3 separate regions of the Homo sapiens genome follow, and regions 1 and 3 are each linked to region 2. A link is a contact called in ENCODE Hi-C or POLR2A ChIA-PET data. All regions are on one chromosome and are shown on one strand. Each heading gives the region's core, a stretch centred on a gene start or an enhancer-like site at or near the end of the contact. The rest is flanking DNA. Distances are from core to core; before and after follow the strand shown.

Evidence for each region. A loop is a pair of places that touch in the nucleus more often than their neighbours do. ChIA-PET counts read pairs that join two places held with the same protein, here RNA polymerase II (POLR2A). Pooled maps may share reads with other maps.
Region 1: a loop to region 2 is called in a map of CD8-positive, alpha-beta T cell, with 6 times the contacts of the local background. The contact joins the promoter of APBB1 here to the promoter of PPFIBP2 in region 2. A Hi-C loop is called at or near these places in 2 of 168 maps with a recorded cell type or tissue (CD4-positive, alpha-beta T cell and CD8-positive, alpha-beta T cell) and 6 of 50 pooled maps.
Region 3: a pooled map shows a loop between it and region 2 (9-fold over the local background). The contact joins the promoter of ZNF143-AS1 here to the promoter of PPFIBP2 in region 2. A Hi-C loop is called at or near these places in 2 of 37 single-sample maps with no recorded cell type and 9 of 50 pooled maps. POLR2A ChIA-PET finds 5 or more read pairs at or near these places in 1 of 52 experiments (AG04450).

What each region holds. Positions count from the first base shown.
Region 1 is chr11:6,417,699-6,420,398 of GRCh38, forward strand. It overlaps APBB1 (amyloid beta precursor protein binding family B member 1), which reads right to left and starts at 1,396. Exons shown (of 15, transcript NM_001164.5): 1 at 1,287-1,396. RefSeq lists silencers at 1,164-1,353, 1,364-1,763.
Region 2 is chr11:7,512,732-7,515,431 of GRCh38, forward strand. PPFIBP2 (PPFIB scaffold protein 2) reads left to right here and starts at 1,268. Exons shown (of 24, transcript NM_003621.5): 1 at 1,268-1,390. It overlaps LOC124902806 (leucine-rich repeat extensin-like protein 5), which reads right to left. Exons shown (of 4, transcript XM_047428005.1): 2 at 1,387-1,874; 3 at 1-1,309. The coding sequence ends at 479. RefSeq lists an enhancer at 44-163 and a silencer at 834-1,363.
Region 3 is chr11:9,459,248-9,461,947 of GRCh38, forward strand. ZNF143-AS1 (ZNF143 antisense RNA 1) reads right to left here and starts at 1,451. Exons shown (of 1, transcript NR_036539.1): 1 at 309-1,451. It overlaps ZNF143 (zinc finger protein 143), which reads left to right and starts at 1,765. Exons shown (of 16, transcript NM_003442.6): 1 at 1,765-1,829. RefSeq lists enhancers at 134-769, 969-1,048, 1,139-1,238, 1,299-1,378 and a silencer at 2,149-2,358.

The sequences.
Region 1 (2,700 bases), core at 146-2,645, 1.1 Mb before region 2:
AAATGAATGGATTTGAGAAATATTTAGGCAGTGGATGTGACAGAACTTGGTGAAATGAGATGCAGAGAGTGAGAGAGGGGTTAATCTCAAGTCTTGCTCATGACTCCAGATTGGCAAAGAGCCATTTTTGAGATTCGAAGGAAGAACAGATTTGGAAGTGGGGTACAGAGAAAACCACAGAAGATAATTTAGCTTGGAATCTATAGGTTTGGAACTCCTGTTTGTCTTTCAAGGAGATGTCAAGAGAGCAGCTGGACATATGAGTCTGGATTTCAGGAAAGAAGTCTGGGCTGGATATATAAATTTGGGAATCATTAGCATATATATGAAATTTGAAGCTTTGGGAGTAGATAAAATATCTGGGGAGAAAGAACAGATACTGAGAGAAGACAGCTCGGGACAGAGCCAAGAGCCTCACCAGCATCTAAAGAGAGGAGGAGAGGAAGCAAATGAGATTGAGAAGAGCAGACAATGCTGTAGGGCAGAAAGCAGGAAAATGCTTCAAGGAGAGTGAGTTGACATACCCCACCGAATACTACTCAAAGGTAAAGGAGATAACAGTGTCCACTGGAGTTCTCCACAAGGAGGTCTCCGGTGACCTTGGCCTAGACAGTTTCAGTGGGTGTCAGGGACACAGAGTGGAGTGCTTTTAAGAATGAATGGGAAGTAAGGAAATGAAGACAGCAAGCGTTGACTCTGAAGGGCGGAGAGAGCTGGGACTATAGCTAGAGGGGCTCAGAATGCAAGAGATACACAGGCCGATACAAAACAGGTTAGGAATTGGCAGTGGGAAAACTGCTTCTAATCAGTGTTCTTGGCAGTGCTAGGCCTCCTGGCTGAGCTGGGGACACAGCCGCCCCAGGGCACACCCCTCGGTCGCTGAGGGCAACAGAATGCGGCTTGACAGATCCAGGGCCTGGGACCCCTGCTGGAATCGGCGCGGCCTGCCAGCCCACCCCACCCCACGTCCCCTTCCCGGACCTGGGCCTCCCCTCCCCCAACACCCACTGCCCCTCGCTTCGCGTCCTCCATACCCGCCCCTAGTCACCCCGAGGGGCAGGAGGTAAAGGGCAGCGGAAGGGACGGTGTGAGGGCCCGAGTGGACCCTGCGATGGTGGGTATGAGAGGACGGTCTGCGGGCGCGCGGTGGAAGGGCGACCCGGGGATGGGGGATGGGGCCGGCCGGGGGACCCGGGCTGCCGCAGGGTAGGGGCTACAGGGTCCGCCGGCCGCTGGTGATCGGGACGCAGCCACCGGGGCTGGGCCGGGGCAGGGACACCTCCTACCTGCGCGGTGAGGCCCCGGGCCCAGATGACGGAGGTGGCTCAGGCTGCGGGGTTCGGGCTCCGCCGCGGCTTCTCCATCACAACATCCCCCGCCCAGGAGCGCGCGGGCCGCGGGGCCGCGCCCCGAGCGGCGGAGGCGCGCGCAAGGGGAGGGGGAGGGGCGCCATCTTGGGGCGGGCGCGGGAGCGAGCTCGGCGGGCGCGGCACTTGCCGCAGCTTCTTGGGGGCCTCACCCTGCGGGCGGCCCTCGGACCTCGGTGAGCCCCGCGGTCCAGCCCTCCCAGCAGACACCCCTGCAGCCGACTCCCTGGGACCCCCGCCTAGCGCGGCGCCGTCCTCCACTACTATTCCACAGACTCACCCTGCGCGCCCCGCAGCGCCCTGGTCCCGCACCCACGCCGGGAGACGCGCGGACGGGGCTGGAGCCCGAATGGCGGCGGCTGTGCGGCGCCGCGGCCGCGCGGGGAAGGATTCCCGGGAGGCACTCTGCGCCGCTCCTGCTGCACCGCTCCCTGACGTCCTGGTGGGGAGGCTCTGAGGACACAGCGTTGCTCATAATAATAGCTCGTATTTATTGACCACTTACACCGTGCCGGGCTCTCTATTAAACCGTTAACGCGCATTAATCTTCACATCAGCTCTGTAAAATCACCAGAATTATTATCCTCATTTTTCAGAGGCTGAGGCTAAGATTAAGAGAGGTAAAGCGACTTGCCCGCAGTCACAGTTAGTGATGAATTTAGACTGGAACTCCGATGTTTCTTGACACTGAAATACCTCTGCTGCTGAGCATAAAGCTGACATCAAGGCCTGGAAAATGTCAAGAATACATTGCTCCCCGGTAGAAATTCACAAGGAAGGGGATATTGTGAATGAAAAGTGTAAAGATGTAAGGAAGATGGTGGGGTGCAATACTTACTACAGACCCTCCCTGGATAGTGGGATACATCCCAATGGTCAGATCAGTGACCCAGAGGCCATCAAGGATAATGAGAGGTTATATTACCATCCAGAAAGCCTCTACATGCTAATCCCTCTCAGGTGCCTAAAACTAAAGATATCCAAATCTGAGTTCGTTCTTTCTTTCAAGGCAGGGTCTCACTCTGTCACCCAGGGGCAAGATCATGGCTCTCTGAAGCCTCAGCCTCCAGGGCTCAGATTCCTCCCGCCTCAGCCCCCGGAGTACCTGGGCCACAGACATGTGCCACCGCGCCTGGCTTTTTGTATTTTAGTAGAGAGGGGGTCTCACTGTGTTCCCCAGGCTGGTCTGGAACTCCTGTGTTCAAGCGATCCTCCCACCTCGGCCTCCCAAAGTGCTGAGATTACAGGCGTCAGACACAGTGTCCAGCCTCAATTTATTGTTTCATCCCCCTTTATTAGTCTTTTAAGGAGTTTCACTGGGGTGAAAAAGAAC
Region 2 (2,700 bases), core at 18-2,517:
GCCCCAGCCTTCCCCTGCTGGCTGTGCTTTGGTCTGCTGCTGGCCAGGTTCCCGCAGTGACCACACGTCTCATATTTGCCAGGGTGGGTTAGGTTCTGTTCACATGTAAAATTCTCCTGGGCCTACTGGTCATTTCAGACCGCGAGGGTAAATTTGGTTTGAAAAAGTTGTGTCCTGTGGAGTTTGTCGACACTCCAGCCTGTAGAGAACTAAAGGCTAGGGCTGTGGTGACTCCTGCCAGAGCTGGGGACTATGCCGAGTCCCTGGTGTCGCTGCCATCTGAGGCCTACAGGGATTTTAAACAGCTTAACAGCAGCCAGTCCTTGGAGGCCTGGGCAGGGCCACAACATAGCAGTACAACCAAAACGGGTTCAGGCCACACGCTGGAGGTAGGGGCTGGACCAGATCTCCAGCTTCAGTCCTCCCCAGTTCGAGAACCCATTCCTGTGGTCAGACATTGCCAACGCTTTTCTTGGACCTAAGGTCCCAGACCTTGGCGCTGGGCACAGGGAAATGCTTCCTGACCTCGGCTCTTCATAAGACAGAACTTTTGTTTGGTGCCAACCACTAGAGGGACCTCCACCCCAGGTTGCGAGTGCAGCGCGGCGGGACCTGGGATGATTCGGGGGCTTTCCGACCTGCTTAGGGAGGGCGGCTCAGAGACAACCTCAATTTTGCCTGGATTGCACGCGGGCCGAGGAAGTCGGGATGCTCCGAAGGGTTTCTGCTCTGGGAGTGCCTCTAATGTGGGTTTTCTATGCTTTCTCTCTTCGCAATTCTCGACACCGTTTCCTTCTTCCTCGCTTTCATTCCCTGTGACCGGAGAACGGCGCTGAAGGACTGGAGAAGCCCAGGAGACTGGGAGCCGGAGCGCCGGGTACCCACCCGGGCCTCCCCGCAACCGGAGCTGTGCGGAGGAGGAGGCGCGGCGAACGGGGCGGGGCTCCCGGAAGGGGGCGCGGTCCGCCGAGAGAGGCGGGGCTGGGGCCCGGACGCGCGGCCCAGGGGGTGGGGACGAGGCAGGTTCGAAGGGGCGGGGCTGACCAGGCCGGTCCCCCGGGAACAGGAACCCTGGTGGACGGGTCCCAGCAGGCTTCTTCGGTGCCCGAGAGGGAGCGGGTGCCCAAGGGGGTGGTCCCTGTGGCAGGTCCCGGGGTGGGGGCGCGGCGCTCCGGGAAGAGCCTTCCGCAGGTCCCCGCCCCGTCACGTGGGCGCCGGCCCCGGCCGCTGCGGTCGGTCCGCTGGTTGGTCGGGCGCTTGGTCCGGCAGTTGGTCGGTGGGCCAGTGGCCCGTCGCTCGCTTCTGGGCTCTCATGTTTGAAGGTGGGAGGGACACGGGAGCGGCCCGCACACCTGAGCCGCCCGGAGAGGAGCCTCGGCCCCGTACCCAGGTCAGTGGGCTCTCCCCACACCCCGGGCTTGCCGCGCGGTCGGGGTTGGGATCCCCGTCGGGAGCATTACCTAGGGAGTGGAGCGCCCCCAGAGCTACGAACCACGGGGACGTGTGGGTCAGTGTCTCTGTGAGCCCCGGAGCGTGTCCCAGGCTCGAGGACGGGGACCCTTCTCCAACTCCACTGGCCAGAAGCCTGGGAGGAGGGCAGAACTCCTGTGGGTTGGCTGCGAATCTCCACCCAACCCTGCCTGGGATCCGCGGACAGTCCGCACTCCTGCAGGTGCCAGCGTGGCCCTGGAGATGCGCAGGGAGGTGGGGTCCCTGAGTTCTGTGCGGCGCGTCCCAGCCCTGCTCAGCCCGGGGAGCAGCGGCGTGGACTAGGGAGCCTAAGGAGGTTGCGGAAGCTTTAGGTCTGTCAGCCCAGGCAATTCTCTGGTGGACACAGCGTGTGTCTAGATGCAGGGCCTCGGCTAAAGCCAGTTCTGTAGTGTAAGTGCAAAAATACAGCACACTTTTTAAAATCTAAAGCCGCCGCGTCCCAGTAGACTGCAGGATGGGGACGGTCCTATTTAAAAGTGGGCTCCCTCCTCACCTCATCACATCAGATTCCAGACCCGCAGTTTTTCCTCGGATGAAAATAAGATTATGTAACAAGAGAACAGAACTTCCAGCGTTTGGATAGGATTAAGACAGGCATTCTTGCCAGTGTTTAATCTTCTTAAAAAACGAATCTAATTATATTTTTACTTTTAGAGCAGCCAGATATTTGGTATAGATCCGTGTCCCTTTTCTATATTTTGGTCTACTTCCTGTCTTTCTCTTCGTCTCTCTCCTTTCTCAACCCCTCCTTAATTGATTGTAATACAAATCTGAAGTGTTTTCAAATTTGTAGTGTATTATGTGAAGTTAAATGGTCAACTACAGAAAAGTAGTTGGTTTTCGACATAATTCATCTTCAGCATATTCAGTCTTTCATTATTATAGGTGTATGGAAAGCTGTAAGTGTTATCTAATTTAGAAATTATTTCTCTTTGGCTTAAGAGAGGCAACCCATTTGTACTTTGCTTAAATTCATAGCTAAATAAATTTGAAGTGGGAGATGGGGATGATTGATGAGGTTTTCACTGATTGCATTTATCCATGTTTTATTTAACATATTTCAATTATTAGTAATACTATTTTAAGATTTGGTGATGTGACAGTTGTTAGCTTATTGCTACTGGAGAGATAAGCTGCTTACCATGATGCCTTCTTTACTGGGTAGCTAAGGGAGATGCGCTTTGACTTTAAAAGAGTAAGTGGAATGAG
Region 3 (2,700 bases), core at 201-2,700, 1.9 Mb after region 2:
GTGGCTCACGCCTGTAATCCCAGTACTTTGGTAGGCTGAGGTGGGCGGATTACGCGGTCAGGAGTTTCAGACCAGCCTGGCCAACATGGTGAAACCCCGTCTCTACTAAAAACAGAAAAATTAGCCGGGCGTGATGGTGGGCGCCTGTAGTCCCAGCTACTCAGGAGGTTGAGGCAGGAGAAATCGCTTGAACCTGGGAGGCGGAGGTTGCAGTGAGCTGAGATCGTGCCACTGCATTGCAGTCTGGGCTACAGGGCGAGACTCCGTCTCAAAAAACAAACAAACAAACAAAAAACAGTAATCCGAACTGATTTAAACTTCTTTATTAACAGAATATATGTTCAAACAAAGCTTAAAGTCCCATTTTCTTTCCATTGGCGTCTAGGCCCCTATTACTCAACTATCCGTTGGTTAGGGCCTGCACCTCAAGGTAGGCTTAATTGTAAATCAAAATATTTACTATCCACACTTAGAGGGCTATCTGTAACATCGTTTTTATTTATCCCCGTCCATTCGATAATCGTCTGAAATGCAAGACATTAAGTTGAACATCATCCAGCTTTCTCCCTGTTTTTCTAAGCGCGATCCAAATCTGTTACAACAGGGTAGTCTCTCATTCTCTTGGTAGCTCAATTCTACCCCCTGGCCGACTTAAGAAATTTTGAGTCTAATACACCCACCTCATCTTTAGTCGGCCTGGTGCGCCAACGCAAATTTGTACTGAGTACCTTCGGAACTGACTAGTAAGTATATCCAAAGGTTTAGAAAGGGCTGGGTTAAGAGCTACAAGAAGCATTAACCGCAACGGCCACAACTAATTTGTATCCATTCTTAGTAACTTTAGGGAACCAGACTGAATGCTTCTCCCACCCTTTTGACTTTCCTTTATTAGTTCGCAACACAAGAACATACAAAAGACCGTAGCGACAACCATTTCTGACGCCTTCAACTTTTAAATCCAAATTACGTGAAACCACAAAGCATCAGTGGTGTCTCCCCGAGGAATCCAAGACCCCCCGGCCGGTTGCCAAGCCGCCGGAATTTCAGCAGGAGAGGAAGGCTCACCCTCCCACCGCATGGCGATGCCCGGGAGACTGGAGAAGCTCAGGCAGGCTTGGAAGCCAATCCCCGGCATACAGCAGCTCTCGGGAATGCAGAGCCCTAGAGCAAGACCAAGGGCCTCGGCCGACACTGAGAGCCTCCAGGGAGAGGTCAGGTCTCTCTTTCTGTCCTATTTCTCCCTTCGACTTCCCTCCCAGCAGGCTGCTATTGAGCATTCAGCAATCGCCAGACAAAGCCCTTCTGGTCTGCAGAACGCACTCCGGCAAGCCCACCGGGAGAACCAAAGCCGCCTCCTCGCCCCTGTGGGGAAAATGGCGCTCGTCACCCCGGCTCCCTCCCGGGTAATCACAAGGACCAGCCTCCCTCCCTCGCTACAAAATGGCGCCTCCCGCTGGGGCCCCAGAATCGGTATGACTCGCTAGTCAGTGAGGCGGGGTCCGTCTGGGATAAGCGGTTATGTCAACCAGTCAGACACAGGAGCTTTGATTCTGCACTTTGCGCGAGCCACTCAGGGGCGGGCTGTAAAGTCAGGCTTGGCTGACGTCAGTTGAGTGGGCGCGGCTAGGGCGGTTTTCTTTCGCGTCGACCAAACGTGGGCCAATGGAAAACCGGAAGCGTCCTGTGAGTGATGTAATGACAGCCCAATGGAAGCTGGGGGCGGGCCTCAGACACACTATGCGGGTTGCGGGGCCTGGGGGCCGGACGGCTGTTTCCTGTCCTGGTGCATGGTGGTCGGACGAAGGAATTGTTGGAAAATTTTCTCGGAGGTTCGTATATAAATGTGTTTTTACCCAGTGTGCATTATTCTCCGCCTGGCCGCCGCCCTCAGCGCGGCGGCGCGGGCCCGCTTGGGCCCGGGCTCCGGCTCCCGCTGCTCAGCCTCCGCCGCAGGCCTTGCCGATTTTATGGGCCGGCCGCGGTAGCGGCGTCTGGGCAGAAGCGGAGTTTATTAATAACCCGCGGCCGCCACTCTAGGCGGCGGAGCTTTTTTCGTTGAGGACTCAACTCCCCCCAGCTTGTCTCTGAGCGATGCGCCCCGCCTGTTTCCCTCAGGGGACCGCCAAGGGGAGGGAGTGAAAGAGGGGAGGGTGGAGCCCTCGGGAGCCTTGGCCGCGTTTCTCGGCCTGACCTCCGCGCAGAGCGAGTCCCCAGGCGCCGCCGAGGCAGAGTTCCGCCGCCTGGGACGCCGGGCCCACGGGCCACACCAGGCCGCAGCGGGGGCGCCGGGGACAGGGCTGGCCCAGGCCCTCCCAGGACCTGCCGGTCTCACCTAGCGCTTGCTTCCCATGCGTATCGTGGGCAGATTGTTTCCCCCTCACCCTTTCTTCTATTAAAAAAAAAAAAAGGTTACTGAGGTCTAACATCGGATATTAGAAATTTACAATTTTATCCTCCCTTTTCTCCAGTTTTGGCCAAAAGAGTGAACAAATTCTTATAAGTCTCTTTGAAACGTATTATTGTGGAACGCGAACTAGTTTTTATTCCTTCCCCTTTTGCTTTGGACATTTGTTTTTTCCACATAATAACGAAGTTAAAAAGAGGAAAGAAGAATACCATTGCCAGCCCATTATTTGTTTAAAATCAGCGTCAGCCTTTGCTTTGGAAGTGTCTAAATCAGCTGATATAATCAAGTGAGAA